2 separate regions of the Homo sapiens genome follow, and region 2 is linked to region 1. A link is a loop called in an ENCODE intact Hi-C map of the cell type or tissue named here. Cell type or tissue: endothelial cell of umbilical vein. All regions are shown on one strand. Region 1 has its middle 59 kb from the start of ACTN1-DT. Region 2 overlaps DCAF5 (DDB1 and CUL4 associated factor 5).

What was found. A loop is a pair of places that touch in the nucleus more often than their neighbours do. Peaks named below come from ENCODE experiments on the same cell type or tissue, not always from the same donor. Only the 100,000 strongest peaks of a DNase experiment are listed, where the experiment ranks them.
Region 2: a loop joins it to region 1, with 3 times the contacts of the local background. A loop is called at or near these places in 4 of 110 quality-filtered maps.

Annotation. Positions count from the first base shown.
Region 1 is chr14:69,037,232-69,039,731 of GRCh38, forward strand. No RefSeq gene overlaps it. Among named protein-coding and RNA genes, the nearest start is that of ACTN1-DT, 59 kb to the left of the region's middle. RefSeq lists enhancers at 166-862, 863-1,560. In endothelial cell of umbilical vein, no CTCF peak of the experiment used is centred here; DNase peaks (open chromatin) are centred at 800, 1,410 and 2,200; H3K27ac peaks cover 2,500 bases.
Region 2 is chr14:69,100,408-69,102,907 of GRCh38, forward strand. The region is part of intron 5 of DCAF5 (DDB1 and CUL4 associated factor 5); the gene reads right to left. Among named protein-coding and RNA genes, the nearest start is that of DCAF5, 51 kb to the right of the region's middle. In endothelial cell of umbilical vein, a CTCF peak has its summit at 1,061 (motif pointing left); a DNase peak (open chromatin) is centred at 1,074; H3K27ac peaks cover 821 bases.

The DNA.
Region 1 (2,500 bases):
AAAACAGCCTGAGAGAAGGGGCTTCCCACGGCAGAGGGTCATGCAGGCTGTAGCTGTGGGTACCCAGACTGATTCTGGCAGTAGGCTGGCCAGCCGCCTAAGAGAGGGTGTAGGCTGTCTATCTGGGTGAGTAGGGCGTGGGAGTCACTCATCACTTTCCTGACCTTAACTGTGGGTCCAGCAGCCTCCCTCACAGCTACTGGGGCAGAGCATGTGTCACTATGGGGCACTTTACACATTTACTCCTTTGTTTGTTACCTGTTTGAATCTGTGTCATCAGGTCATGGGAGCTCCATGTTCTATAGGGTAGATTATACAATCCCCATTTTCCGATGAGGAAGCTCCAGCTCAGAGTTTAGGTAACTCGTCCAAGGTCCTAGAGCCAATGGGGGCAGAGCTTCCTTCCTGCCCTGGTGCATGCCCTCCAGGATGCCTGGCAGGCTGGGCTTTAGAATGGGGTCTACAGAGGCCAGTTTTCATGGCAATGGGGCGGGATGGTGGAGGTGAGCTCCAGTGGTTGGAGTGGCTATTGGCCCCTGTTAGACACCAGGAATCCTTGGGTGGGAGAGGAGATTTGGGTCAGATCCTACTTCACACTCACACTTCATACTTCACACAGGGCAGTAATCTTCCCCTGGAAACAAGGCTGCTCTTGAGGATCACACAAGAACTGGTGAAAGTCCTCCTGCACAAGGGCAAGTCCATTCCAATAGAGGGAGAATTGCATGACAAAAGGGAGGTAGCCAAGTGTTGACAGTCCCAGGCCTCGCTGGCAGCACCTCTGGGCTTCCAAGGGTGACATCATACCTAATGAGTCATCAGAGCCACAGCACCCAGCACTGTCTGACACATAGTAGGTGCTTAATCACTGGTTGCTGTTATGATAATGAAGCCTTAACGTCCTTATGCAGAAATTGAATTGGAAGCTGAATTTCCTTTTGGGCTGAGACCAGGAGAGCTCTCCAGGCCCAGGGCTTGGTAACCAGATGAAATTGGTTCCTAATGGGGGCTCTGTGGAAGCTCAGCAAGTGGCTCTATCAAATTAGCAGGCTCGATGGACACGAGGGAGCAGAACTCTTCCTGAGCCTGGACCCTGCCATCCCTCGTCCCTCTGAAATCAGATTATGGAGATGGCAGGGCCAGGGAGGAAACTGAGCTAACACAATTACCAGCCCCGGCCGGTCCATCTCAGCCTGGGAATAGGGCAGGGAAGAGGAGAGGGCAGAGGGGAAGCCAGAGCTTCCCTCAGGAAATTACAAATCCAAGAAACTGAACAGGATAAGCCTTTCCCTGCCTTGCTGTGGGGCTCCATCCTGGGATTAGTGAGCTAATCTCCCTGCTGTTCTTACAGAGCATCAATTCCTCCTCCCTTGGAGATCAGGGTGGTCATTCCTTTTATAGCTATGACGTCATCAGCCCTGGCTTGAACCTCCCTAGTGAGGGGTGTTTGTTAACCACCGAGACCTTCTATTCCATGACTGATTCAAAAGCAACTGACTGGACTGTAGCCAAGACTGCCACTATCTGGTCTTGGATCTGCCGTCATCTGGATGTTGAACCTTGGGAGGTCTTCAGCCCATTTCCCCATCTGTAAATGAGATTTATGACCCCATGGTAGGCATGTGCTCGTGTTCTCAGCGTCCATCCACCCCTTTCCCACTGTGAAGCAAGCTGCAATCTTCCAGTTGGCTTCTGATTTTAAAGCCCATCAGCCCCACACCACGCCTCTTGCCCTCTTGGCCTCAGGAGTTTGGGCATTGCCCTGGCTGTGGTGGTCCAGGCAGAGCCACCCTTCAGACTTTCCTTTCTGCAGGAAGATTTGCTTGCCCTGTCCCCAGATGAGAATGAGGCAGTGTGTTGCCCTGGCTGATGATGTTGGCTGCCTTAACTCCTCGGAGGAAGCCAGCCTGAGACAAGGCAGATACACATGGAGGGCAGAGCCAAGAGAACTGCAGAGAAAGAGACAGAACTCTGATACATTTTAAGGCCACTCTATCATGGAATGTTTCAGTTATGTTTACAGCAAAAAATCATCATTCTTCCATGTACTTTGAGCTGCATTTTCTGACACTTGCCATCACCCATCTTCTAATAGGCAGAGACTTCTTTTAGGGTTCAGAGTGCTGGGATTCCTGATCAGAGATTGATTTCTTTGTCATTTCTGCTCAGTGACTACAGTCTTAGCCTGTGTGACTCACCACTGGATGCACCCACTGTGTTTCCACAGGAAGGGAGACTAGGAATGTGTTTGAAGAGTTGCCTCATTTCCCACCTATGTCTGTAAGCTAAGAGGAGTAGGAATAGGCTATACAGCAGAAGCCTATCCACAGAGAATGGTGCAAAAGAAGAGAAGAGCAAGTTCCAACAACTCAGTTCAGGGAGCCATACACTCCCTTTCCAGCTGCTGCCAGTTTACGCTGGGTTTCTGTCTCTTGTACCCAAGATAGCTGGCTCAGAAAATCATTTTATTCATCTTCGTTTTCCCAGCACCCAACACTGA
Region 2 (2,500 bases), 63 kb after region 1:
AAATTTGAAATCCAGTCATTATTTTAAATCCATATAATAACAGTCAAACAAAAATTTTCAAAGGTCTCTGAAATTCAATCTTAGTGTCCCTTACCATCCTTCTCAATGAGGGCAAATAATATCCCTCCTTTGGTAGATTTCTAGATACAAAACAAGTTTCCCTTGGTTAGCATTGGACATAGTCACCAAGTTAGGTCTGAAACTACACTCAGTTTTATTTCTTTCTACAGATCCACCATCCCACTTCCAAAGTATCCATAAACAAATGGGAAAGTTAAGTGATCAGAATAGAAAACAGATTCAAAACACACAAGTATTTTATGCATAATCCAGAAATATTAGCAGTGTTCTTGGAAAGTCTTCTACATATGGGCAAATTCATGGGTAAAAGAAGCCAAGATTATTATTGAGAGTATACTAAGAAGTCCCTATCTAAAATATGTGACTCCCAACACATAAAACATAAGGTCAAACCTGGAATTACAAAATAGAAAGTTCAAACTACAAAGAATTCACTGAAGGGATTATATCAACATAGATACCCCTGAAGAAGCAACAAGTTCTTCAGTAAATTTAATTTCCAAAATGTTTTCATGTATATCATATCATCTAATCCTTAAAATAATCCTATAAAATAGACAGTGTGGTTAACATCAACCTATGTTACACTGGAGGAGACCAAGGTCCTGAGTAATTATATGACTTGACCCTGACCACACAATCAAGCAGCCGAAATAGAAGCAAGTTTTTTCTGCTTCTTGGTTCAACAAGATTTCACAGAATATGCTGTGGAGATGGATTATTCCACCTATTAAAAAGAACAGCATCAGACTGCAATGCATCAGGGCCAGAAGGATTCATCTAAGTCATTCACTTCACACCCTTCCCTACAATTCAGTAATTCATTTATTCATGCATACTTTCATTTAAATATTTATTGAATACCTGCTGACTATCTTAGGCACTGTGTCACACACATGGATTCAAAGATGTTACCGTTTCCATGAACAGTGCTGTAATAAGGGGAAGATCTGCCAAGAGAGGACAGAGGAAGAATAACTGCCCTCTACTGGGGAGACAGGAGTGGGAGTAGTCACAAAAGACTTCCTGGAAGAAAAACCTAAGCTGACGCAACAGAGAGTCAAAGGTTGACTCAAATTCTTAACTGGCAAAAGAAGATAAATCTGGATATGTTAATACAGTCATGCATCGCTTAATGACAGGAATATGTTCTACGAAATGTGTTGTTAGGCAATTTTGTTGTGTAAACATTATAGAGAGTATTCACACAAACCTAGAAGGTATAGCCTACTACACACCCCAGCTATGTGGTATAACCTAGGCTACAAACCTGTACAGCATGTTACTATATGTTATTATATGGAACACCAAATGCCATAGGCAACTGTAACACAATGGGTAAGTATTTGTGTATCTAAACATTTAAAAGCCACAGTAAAAATACAGTATAAAAGATTTAAAAAAATGGTACACCTGTATAGGGTATCCACCATGAATAGCGCTTGCAGGACTGGAAGTTGCTCTGGGTGAGTCTGTGAGTGAGTGATGAATGAATGTGAAGGCCTAGGACATTACTGTACACTACCACCATAGACTATATAAATATTACACACAGGCTACGCTACATTTATTTAAAAATATTTTTCTTTCTGCAATAATTAACCTTAGTTTACTATAACTTTTTTTTTTTTTTTTTTTGAGACAAAGTCTCACTCTGTCACCCAGGCTGGAGTGCAGTGGTGTGATCTCGGTTCACTGCAACCTCCGCCTCCTGAGTTCAAGTGATTCTCCTGCTTCAGCCTCCTGAGCAGCTGGGATTACAGGCACACGTCACCATGCCCGGCTAATTTTTGTATTTTTAGTAGAGATAGGGTTTCACCATGTTGGCCAGGCTGGTCTCGAACTCCCGACCTCAAGTGATCCCTGCCTCAGCCTCCCAAAGTGCTGGGATTACGGGCATGAGCCACCGCGCCCGACCATTAGTTTACTATAACTTTTTTACTTTATAAACTTTTTTACTGTTTTAACTTTTTGACTCTTGTTATAATACTTAGCTTAAAACAGGCACATTGTGCAGCTGTACAAAAGCACTTTCCTTCTTTATATCCTTATTCTTTTTTTTTTTTTTTACTTTTTAAACTTTTTATTTTGTTAAAAACAAAGACACACACACACACACACACACACACACATATTAGCCTAGACCTACACAGGGTCAGGCTCATCAATATCACTATCTTCTACCTTCACATCTGTTCTACTAACATCTTCAGGGTCGATAATACACGTGGAACTATCATCTCTTATGATAATGCCTTCTTCTGGAATACCTCCTGAAGGACCTGCCTGAAGCTGCTTTACAGTAAACTTTTTTTAATAAGTAGGAATATACACTAAAATAACTATAAGAAATACAATACAGTAAACAGGTAAACCAGTAACACAGCTGTTTATTATCAAGTGTTACGTACTGTACATC